2 separate regions of the Homo sapiens genome follow, and region 1 is linked to region 2. A link is an interaction called in ENCODE POLR2A ChIA-PET data of the cell type or tissue named here. Cell type or tissue: Panc1. All regions are shown on one strand. Links, peaks and the distances in the headings refer to the core of each region. The heading gives the core; the rest is flanking DNA. Region 1 has its middle 45 kb from the start of ACTA1. Region 2 overlaps NUP133 (nucleoporin 133).

Region 1 (5,383 bases), core at 152-5,151, 56 kb before region 2:
AGGTTGGATCACCTGAAGTCAGGAGTTCAAGACCAGCCTCGTCGACATGGCGAAACTCTGTCTCTACTAAAAATACAAAAATTAGCGAGGCCTGTGGCGGCTGCCTATAATCCCAGCTACTCGGGAGGCTGAGGCAGGGGAGTCGTTTGAATCCAGGAGGCGGAGGTTGTGGTTAACTGAGATCATGCCATTGCACTCCAGCCTGGGCAACAAGAGGGAAACTCCATCTCTCTCTCTCTCTCTCAGACACACACACACACACACACACACACACACACACACACACACAGATTAATCAGTCATAAAACTACTCATATGTCCCTCCCAGCATAGCTGTTAATAATCTCTGAATGAAATTTACGGTTCACTCTGCACCAGCCTGTGTACTACTAATCCACTCCTAGAGGTATCTTAGCTTTCCAGTCTTAGGTCCCAGTTTCTTCAATTACTTATTTTTATTTTATCTTCTATAATCTTGTATAAACTATTATAAATCTTTCCTGGAATGAGACAATGTATAAAGAAATAAACAAAGAAAAAAAAGCATTGCAGCCTCTTGCAAGGATTTGCACCTTATGAATAAAGACATACGATAATTTTATAAGAAATAATCATGAACCCTACAGTACAACATCCTGCAGCTCATAAAAAAAGGTATTGCAGGCCGGGAGCAGTGGCTCCTGCCTATAATCCCAACACTTTGGGAGGCCAAGGCAGGCGGATCATCTGAGGTCAGGAGTTCGAGACCAGCCTGGTCAACATGGTGAAACCCCGTCTCTACTAATACAAAAATTAGCCAGGCATAGGTGGTGCATTCCTGTAGTCCCAGCTACTGGGGAGGCTGAAGCAGGAGAATCACTTGAACCTGGGAGGCGGAGGTTGCAGTGAGCCAAGATGGTGTCATTGCACTCCAGCCTGGGCATCAACAGTGAAACTCTGTCTCAAAAAAAAAAAAAAAAAAAAAAAAAAAGAGGCATTGCAGCTAGGTCATGAACGTGACCTCCTATTGTACTGTCATAAATGGGTATTTGTTACACATTTAGTTGAAAATAGCTCTGTCCTGGAATGTAACAGCAAATTTTAGGGGTGAGGAGGAATTCCTTCTTTAAGGAGCTCGGAGAAATGGGAATGGTAGTTGTCTTCATCTATTCAGGCTTCCATAACAAAACACAGCAGATTGGGTGGCTCCAAACAACAGACATTTATTTCTCACAGTTCTGGAGGCCAAGATCAAGGCACGAACAGATCTGGTGTCTGGAGAAGGTCACTTCCTGGTTTGCAGATGGCCATCTTCTCATTGTATCCTCACATGTTTGAGAGAGAGCAAGCTCTCTCATTTCTTCTTTGTTTATTTATTTCAATTTGGGGTCTCACTCTGTGGCCCAGCCTGAAGTGGTACAAACATAGCTCACTGCAGCCTCAAACACCTGGGCTCCAGTGATCCTCTCACCTCAGCTTCCCAAGTAGCAGGAACTACAGGCACGCACCACCACACCCAGCTATTTTTTAAAAACTATTTGGGGAGACAGGGTCTCACTATGTTGCCAAGACTGGTCTTGAATTCTTGACCTCAAGTAATGCCCCCGCCTCAGCCTCCCAAAGTGCTGGGATTACAGGCATGAGCCACCACACCTGGCCCTGGTTTATGTTCTTCTGCTCAACCAGGACAGTGACAGTAGCTGGTTGGAGATATCTGAGCAGATGGAGAGGCAGACCAAGAAGTTAAACCACTGCACCTGGCCTGCTGCTTCTTCTAGAAAGACACTAATCACATCATGAAGGCTCTACTTTCACGACCTAATTACCTCCCAAAGGTCTCACCTCCTAATACCATCCCCTTAGGGATTCAGGCTTCAGCATACGAATTTGGAAGGAATATGACTATTCAGTTCATAACATTTATTTTATCTGTCAAGGGAATATTCAGAGACAAAGTCTTTCAAAAGGAAAAAAGTTTGTGGATATAAAAGGGGAAGGAAGCTAGGCTTCAGTAAGACTAGCTCATCCAACAAAAAGTCGAGCAAGTAGTTAACATTTTTTGGTTTTTGTTTTGTTTTGTTTTTTTTGAGACGGAGTCTCACTCTGTTGCCCAGGCCGGAGTACAATGTCGTGATCTTGGCTCACTGCAGCCTTCGCCTCCTGGGTTCAGGCAATTCTCCTGCCTCAGCCTCCCAAGTAGCTGGGACTACGGCCGCCACTCCTGGCTAATTTTTGTATTTTTAGTAGAGATGGGGGCTCACCATCTTGGCCAGGATGGTCTTGATCTCCTGACCTCGTGATCCACCTGCCTCAGCCTCCCAAAGTGCTGGGATTAAAGGCGTGGCCTTAACACTTTATTTCTAAAGCCCACAAGATCACCATGTTTATACCCACCTTTTCATGGTGGAAAAACACCAACTCCTCTCATAATTACCATGCACAATGCTGTGTTATTTCCTCCAACATCAACCCTGCAAAAGTCGGAGATGAGGTTGTTTCTGCTCAGGAGTCCAGGCTTACAGGAAATGCTCAAGATTTTCTTCTTTGGGAACCCAAGCTAGACAGAGTGGCAGTATTATTTTTGTTTTCTATAAAGGCACAAAGTGTTTTTTAATCCCTGTCTGTGGAAAATGATCTGCACACACATTGTAATAATGGCTGAGCCATGTGCCGATTTCCAACATGATGAATCATTTGTTTACATTTTTATCCATTTCTTTTCTCATTGCAATATCATTTCAGCCCATTCAAATACATAATCAAAATCAGTGCCACTCCTAAGAGGACACTTTTTCTTCTACTCATATCAGGAAGTTCATGGGACCATATGGAAAAGTGACTTAAACAAAAGTGACATCTGTCATTTTGCATTAGAGAAGTTGAGAACGTCATACCAAGGTTGCTAAATGCTGGTTCTTTGAGATTTTTTCTTATTCCCTGAACACAATCTGAGACATATGAGTCATTACATCTGTTGATCTTACTGAAGCAGAAGAATATCTAGAATGATCACTATTCTTGGGACTTCCTTTCCACCCTATGACTCTCATATTAAAGAGGCTGAACTCAGAGACAGCAGAGTGCGTGTATGCTCGTTTTGACTTCGAAACCAGGCTCCTAAAACCCATATCAGCGTCTTTATTTGCAAGCACCTGCCTTACCTGAGAATAATAAGGGTATTGAAATCTCACAAAAAGACCCAAGGCAAAAGGATCACACACATACACCTGCACACACGTACATGAACATACACACAGAGTTTTGGAAGGGCTCATGCTTAGCCTGTCTTCCCACCACTTTCAGAGGAGAGAAAAATTTTCCAGGCAGGGACTCAGGGACCTGTTCTGCCAAGAAGACCCAACTTTGATCCTAGTTTCTGCCCCGTGGCTCCTGGAGCCTCTGAGAAGTTGCTTGCCTTTTTCACTCATTCACTGAACACATAGTTGTGGAGCATCTATTTCACCCATTCCAAAATACAGACATTGAGCTAGGTTGACTTTAGCTCCCTGGCACTCATGGAACATTCAGGAACAGATTTTGGGCTCATTCTGAGTGTCAGGCCAATGGGGATACTACCCTTGTTTGTGTTATCTGGTCCGCTTGCCTCCACTTAATTTGGAGGGGGACTCAGAGGGGAACTGTTACGGGTTGAATTGTGCTCCCTTGAAGTTCACATGTTGAAACCCCAATCCTCCGTATCTCACGGTGTGACCTTATTAGGAGTTAGGGTTTTTACAGAGGTAATGGAGTTAAAATGAGGTTGGTCTAATTTAGGGTGGGCTTGAATCCAATATGTCCTGTGTCCTTATAAAAAGGGGAAATTTGGAGACAGTCATCCATAGAAGGAGAATGTCCTGTGAAGATGAAAAAGCCCACCTGCAAGTCAAGGAGAGAGGCCTCAAAAGAAACCAACCCTGCTGACACCTCCATCTCGGACTTCCAGCCTCCAGAACTGAGACAATACATTTCTGTTGTTAGAGCGCTCAGTCTGTGGTGCTTTCTTACGGCAGCCTCGGCCATTGAATACAGGCACCAATTCGAGCCCTTCAAACCCTTTGTCTCATGACACACGCAGATGCCCCTGAGCAGACTGAAGTCCATTCGTGTTTTAATGTCTATGCATCCACCAAAGACTTCACAGACTCCACTCATCCCAGTACAGGTGAAGAGGAATCCAGCAGTGGGCAGGGTGGGTAGGTTGTGGCGTCTCTTGGCTTTGGATTGCTGAACTTTCTGTTCTACCCATTCTTTTGAGGGTTATCTGTTGGGTGTGTCTGCCCACCCACAGGCCAGTGACTCTCTTCTTTGAGAGCTTTTCTCTTCTCTTCCTTCTATCTGTGACAGCAAACTCCCATAGGCCACGTTATGCTGGGGAACCCCCTTGACCAGCCATTGCTTACTGGATCGGGGACAGAATCTTGATTCCAGCTAGATTTTCTTATTCCTGGAATCGTCAACTAGAACTGAGAGACAGCTGAGCTCTGCATATGACTGGACCTGGAAGTGAATTTGGAGCTGAGGGGTGCCCATTCCCTAAGGGAGGCCGGGGAGCCCAGGAAACCGCCGGCATGAAGGGAGGAACAGAGCAGATGCGCCAAGAGAAAGCAGCGGTGGGGAGCGGCACCCAGGCCAGCCCTGGAGGCTGGCTGCCCGCACCCTCACCATGGCTCCCACCCACCCCTCTTTGCTTAAGCCAGCTGGGCTACTTTCTTTGTTCTCGCTACCAAATTTCTAACATACCTCCTTCTCTTCATGTACCTAAATACCTCCAAATACTAATTAAATAGCTGAAAGCAATATGCATAATCCAAAAACATTGATCCCTTTCTCTTTTTTCTTGTTTTGTGAGACAGCGTCTACTCTGTCACCCAGGCTGGAGTGCAGCAGCGCCATCATGGCTCACTGCAGCCTCAACCTCCTGGGAACAGGCAATCCTCCCACCTCAGCCTTCCAAGTACCCAGGACCACAGGTGCCTGCCACTATGCTCAGCTGTGTTTTTTTTCTTTTGTAGAGAAGGGGTCTTACTTCCCAGGCTGGTCTCGGACTCCTGGGCTCAAGTGATCATCTTCTTCTTTTGTCTCCCAAAGTGCTGAGGTTACAGGTGTGAGCCACTGCGCCCAACTAGTTCTTAGTACAAGTACAGAAATGACAACTTCTTTTTGGTTGGAAATAAATATAACTTAAACTTATGTGCTTTGTATTAAGCCAGAGTTGAATTCAAGCCCCAGCTCTGCCACTTACTTGCTGGGTGATGTTGGACAAGTTTCTTAACCTCTCTTAGCCTCAGCCTCTTCGTGTATCACACAGGGATGATGATAAGAGTACTTAGCTGAATAGGTTGCCATAAGAAATCAGGTTCTCTATTGGGTGCGGTGGCTCACGCCTGTAATCCCAGCACTTTGG
Region 2 (5,318 bases), core at 1-5,000:
TTCCTTCCATCTGTCAAACATACTTTCAAGTCTAACAATGTGATATCCTTTACAGGGGCTGCCTGAGTGTTTTTCCCTCCAGTGGTCAAAATAGCCATTCTATTTAAAGTGTTTAATAAGATCTGAAACGTTTTCATGTATTCCCAAGCTTGAAAACAAGTATTTCAAACACTTATATGATCCCCTATTTAGGGAATAATTTAGTAGAAACACTGTTATGAACGCTAGCTACAGGATCTCAAAATGTGTTTACAGTATAAATCTAAAATTAGATAGGCAAAAGAATCATTTCTTCACAAGTCATCCATAGAGCTGAAAAGACAGTGAACATGAACTAAATGGATTGTTTGACATCTGTGTAGTTACAAACAAACATACACAATTTTCTCATTTGACAAATAGAGAAAACTGGATGAAAATTTTCAAATTAATAAGCCAATAATATTTTTATAATTTGTTACATTACCATAAGATTCTCAAAATCAGATACTGGTTTAAAAAAAAAACTCAAAGGGCCTTGCATCATTTTTTGGTTCTTTTTTTTTTTTTTTTTCAGGCGGAGTCTCACTCTGCTGGCCAGGCAATGGCGCGATCTCGGCTCACAGCAACCTCTGCCTTCTGGGTTCAAGCGATTCTCCTGCCTCAGCCACCCCGGTAACTAGGATTACAGGTGCCCACCACTACACCCGGCTAATTTTTTGTATTTTTAGTAGAAATGGTGTTTCACCATGTTGGCCAGGCTGGTCTTGAACTCCTGACTTCAAGTGATCCACCCACCTCAGTCTCCTAAAGTGTTGGGATTACAGGCATGAGCCACTGTGCCCAGCCTATTTTTTGGTTCTTAATTGTAGTTTTTATTTTTTATTGAGACAGGGTCTCCACTCTGTCACCCAGGCTGGAGTGGAATGGTACGATCGTAGCTCACTGTAGCTTCAATCCTTTGACCTTTCGAGCTCAAGTGATCCTCCCACCTCAGCTTCCTGAGTAGCAGGGACTATAGGCATGCACCACGAAGCCTAGCTAATTTTTTTTTTTTTTTCTGTAGAGGTGGGGGTCTTGCTATGTGGCCCAGGCTGGTCTTGAACTCCTGAGCTCAAGGGATTCTCCTGCCTCGGCCTCCCAAAGTGCTGGGATTACAGGCGTGAGCTACCGTGCCTGGCAAAATAAGACTTTTATAACACCATTCTCAACTATTAAATGTTGGTGACTAACTAGAAAAAAATTTAAACTCCATTTAATGAGACATGCATTTTGTTCTGTATGTATAATGTATTTCAGGTAACATGTAAAAACAAACCTTGTGGGTAATTTAAATATGTCTGCAGGAAGAATGCACAGGCTGAAGTAGCTGTTGCACTGTCAATGCCTATGAAATATAATGCAAGGTTATCTGTATCTCCCTACCTTCAGAATCTGTCCTTTAAAAACACTATTGTACATGAAAGCCATATTAAGAAGGTTCCAAAAGTACATTTGTCCTGTTATTAAAAAACCGCACGCCTTATATATGTAAAATATACATATATAATACACACACATATATAATTTTTTTTTTTTTTTTTTTTTTTGAGACGGAGTCTCGCTCTGTCACCCAGGCTGAAGTGCAGTGGCACCATCAGAACTCACTGCAGCCTTCACCTCCTGGGCTCAAGCAATCCTCCTACCTCAGCCTCCCCAGTAGCTGGAAACACAGGCATGCACCCCTGTGCTCAACTCTTTTTTTTTTTTTTTTTTTTTTTTAAAATAGGGACAGGATCTCCCTATGTTGCTCCAGCTGGTCTTGAACTACTGGGCTCAAGTGATTCTCCCACCTTGGCCTCCCAAAGTGTGAGCCACTGCACCTGCCTATATTTTTATTTAAATAAAAGTTTCAGCTGGGCGTGGTGGCTCATGCCTGTAATCCCAGCAATTTGGGAGGCTGAGGCGGGCAGATCACGAGGTCAGGAGTTCGAGGCCAGCCTGACCAACATGGTGAAACCCTGTCTCTACTAAAAATACAAAAATTAGCCAGACATGGTGGTGCGTGCCTGTAATCCCAGCTACTCAGGAGGCTGAGGCAGGAGAATCACTTGAACCCAGGAGGTGGAGGTTGTAGTAAGCTGAGATTGAGCCACTGCACTCCAGCCTGGGCAACAGAATGAGACTCCGTCTCAAAAAAAAGAAAAAAAAAAGTTTCCACTGTTCTTGTCCTTTATGAAATTATGACTTTCCATTCCTGTTTTTCACCTGTTTTATAATCCACTAAGAATAACAAAAACTGCAAAGCTGCCCTTAAATATTAGTGCTAGATACTTAATTAGACACAATTCAGTCTGTGGCATTTTTACAGCTATGAAAGGAAGCTACAAATCTGAATACTAATGCTTGGAGATCAGTGTGGACAGACTCCAAATGAAAGCTTCTTGGTTCTTTTTTTTTTTTCTTTAGACAGAGGCCAAGGCAGGTGGATCATGAGGTCAGGAGTTCGAGACCAGCCTGGCCAATATGGTGAAACCCTGCTTTTACTAAAAATACAAAAATTAGCCAGGCATGGTAGCACAGGTCTGTAGTTCCAGCTACTCCAGGGGCTGAGGCAGAAGAATTGCTTGAACCCGGGAGGTGGAGGCTGCACTGAGCCGAGATCATACCACTGCACTCCAGCCTGAGTGACAGAGCAAGACTCCGTCTCAAAAAAAAACCCAAAAAACTGAGGAATGACACTGTAATTTCCAACGGTATAGTAACAAACCACTTACCATCTTTTAAAAGTTTCTGTAAGATCTTCACAAATATACTGTCTTTAGATACTTCAATTGGATCATCTTTGCCATCAGAACTGGACCAGCTAGAAAACAAAATCATTATGAGGGAAAAATGAAATCACTGATATAGCTGAATTAAATGATTTGTTTGCTATCATGGTTTTATTTTGATGGCTGTGGGGGATGGAGAATCTGAGTTTTGTGATACTGTTTCAAATCATTTAAATAAAGGCACTTTACATGCTGAATACCCTGACAGTTTCTACATTAGATATAAGACATTACACTCTAGGGAACATGCAAGAGACGCCAAGGAAAACACATTTAAAAAAAGATGTTATACTCAAGGTAGCTACTGACTCAATATAACTCTTACCTATTTGATTTCAGAAACCAAGTAGTGAGGTATCTTTCTGAAGAAAATTCTATTAGTAAGTAACATATTCAGTATGGACCCCAAAGTATGACTCACTGCAGCTTCGAACTCCTCCAGCTCAAGTGTTCCTCCCACCTCAGCCTCCCGAGTAGCTAGGACCATAGGCATGCAACCACTTTGTGCCTGGCTAATTTTTTACTTTTGTGTAGAGACAAAGTCTCGCTATGTTCCCAGGCTGGTCTTGAACTCCTGGGGTCCAGCAATCCTCCTGTCTTGGCCTCCCAAAGTGCTGGGATTGCAGGCATGAGCCACTGGACCCAGCCAGAAGCTTTCTTTATGTAGTTGTGACTATCTACTACTAAAATAAAAATACCAAACCACTGCTCTGTAATCAATGGACATGATAACTTTAAAATTTTTAAACAAGAAACTAAGACAAGGAATTCTAATCAAAATGATAGCATCCTTTTGTATGACTGGGATGGGACCAAACAATCAAGTAGGCAGAAAGCTAGAAGCTTCAGGGACTGACCTCTAAGACTAAACTTAACAGCAATTTTAACTATTTTGGAATGATCAGAGGAGGGAAGAAATGCTTTAGTAAAAATAGCTCTTCTATAATATTTTACCACAGGAAAAAGGAAAATTGTGAGTAGGAGAAGGCTTTTAGCAGTCAATTCATGCTTTGTTTAAAATTCTTTTCCTGGAAAGAATTTGTTCCTTCAACTGATTATTCTTAGTCTTTGTCATTGAATCGTAACATAAACACCATTTCCATAGGTGGAAGTCCTCCTCTGCAGAAAGGATATGATTGTGAGAAAGTAGTACTTGCCAGGCGCGGTGGCTCATGTCTGTAATCCCAGCACTTTGGGAGGCCGAGGCAGACAGATCACCTGAGGTTGGGAGTTTGAGACCAGCCTGACCAACATGGAGAAACCCGGTCTCTACTAAAAATACAAAAAAATTAGCTGGGCGTGGTGGCGCATGCCTGTAATCCCAGCTACTTGGGAGACTGAGGTAGGAGAATCGCTTGAACTTGGGAGGCGGAGGTTGCGGCGAGCCGAGATTGAGCCACTGCACTCCAGCCTAGGTGACAGAGTGAGGCTCTGTCTCAAAAACAAAAAACAAAACGAACAAACAAAAAAAAGAGAAAGTAGTACTTAATGCCTTAGAAAAGGGCACTGACCCTCAAATTGTAGTAACTTAAAAAACAAAATAGGCCAGAAGATCGAGAACATCCTGGCTAACAAAGTGAAACCCCATCTCTACTAAAAATACATTAAAAAAAATTAGCTGGGTGTGGTGGCAGGCACCTGTAGTCCCAACTAATCGGGAGGCTGAGGCGGGAGAATGGCATGAACCCGAGAGGTGGAGCTTGCAGTGAGCCAAGATTGTGCCACTGCACTCCAGCCTGGGCAACACAGCCAGACTCCATCTCAAAAAAAAAATTTTTTTTTAATAAAAAATAAAAATAAATAAATAAAACAAAATCATAGCTTCGAGTCTCGTTTGGCATGACAAGCCTCACTTCTGCAAAAATAAGGGATGTGGCCGGGCATGGTGGCTCACGTCTGTAATCCTAGCACTTTGGGAGGCCGAGGCAGGCAGATCACAAGGTCAGGAGTTCGAGACCAGCCTGACCAACATGAAGAAACCCTGTCTCTACTAAAAATACAAAATTAGCCAGGCGTGGTGGTACACGCCTGCAATCCCAGCTACTCGGGAGGTTGAAGCAGGAGAATCACTTGAATCCGGGAGGCGGAGGTTGTGGTGAGCCGAGACTGTGCCATTGCACTCCAGCCTGGGCAACAAGAGTGAAACTCCATCACAAAAAAAGAAAGAAAATAAGGGATGTGTATTTCTATGCAAACTGACAACCTAAATTTTAAAATCAAAAGTAGTGATTTATTATATGAGTGGTCCTAAGTCTTTAGGCTATTCTTGCTATTCTTAACTATTAAAATAGAGAAGACCAAGACTAAATAAATATTACTAATGTAACCATTAAAATTTTCATAATATGTATGTTACAATATGGTTAGAAGGTTATAAAACCATTTGACATATAATATCATAATCTTCCTGTAATACTGTGAAATATGTATTTGGTCTTCTTCTTCACCCCACTTCCTGCTTTGCAACTCCTAAAATCCTTAGGATCTCCATAGATGTCTTTTTTTTTTTTTAATACTATTGAGTTG

The links. Peaks named below come from ENCODE experiments on the same cell type or tissue, not always from the same donor. Only the 100,000 strongest peaks of a DNase experiment are listed, where the experiment ranks them.
Region 1: POLR2A ChIA-PET joins it to region 2 with 9 read pairs; 9 of 35 experiments call an interaction of 5 or more read pairs at or near these places.

The regions. Positions count from the first base shown.
Region 1 is chr1:229,386,444-229,391,826 of GRCh38, forward strand. No RefSeq gene overlaps it. Among named protein-coding and RNA genes, the nearest start is that of ACTA1, 45 kb to the right of the region's middle. In Panc1, for the core only: no CTCF peak of the experiment used is centred there; DNase peaks (open chromatin) are centred at 2,748 and 2,932.
Region 2 is chr1:229,442,179-229,447,496 of GRCh38, forward strand. It overlaps NUP133 (nucleoporin 133), which reads right to left. Exons shown (of 26, transcript NM_018230.3): 25 at 2,736-2,824. Among named protein-coding and RNA genes, the nearest start is that of ACTA1, 11 kb to the left of the region's middle. In Panc1, for the core only: no CTCF peak of the experiment used is centred there; no DNase peak of the experiment used is centred there.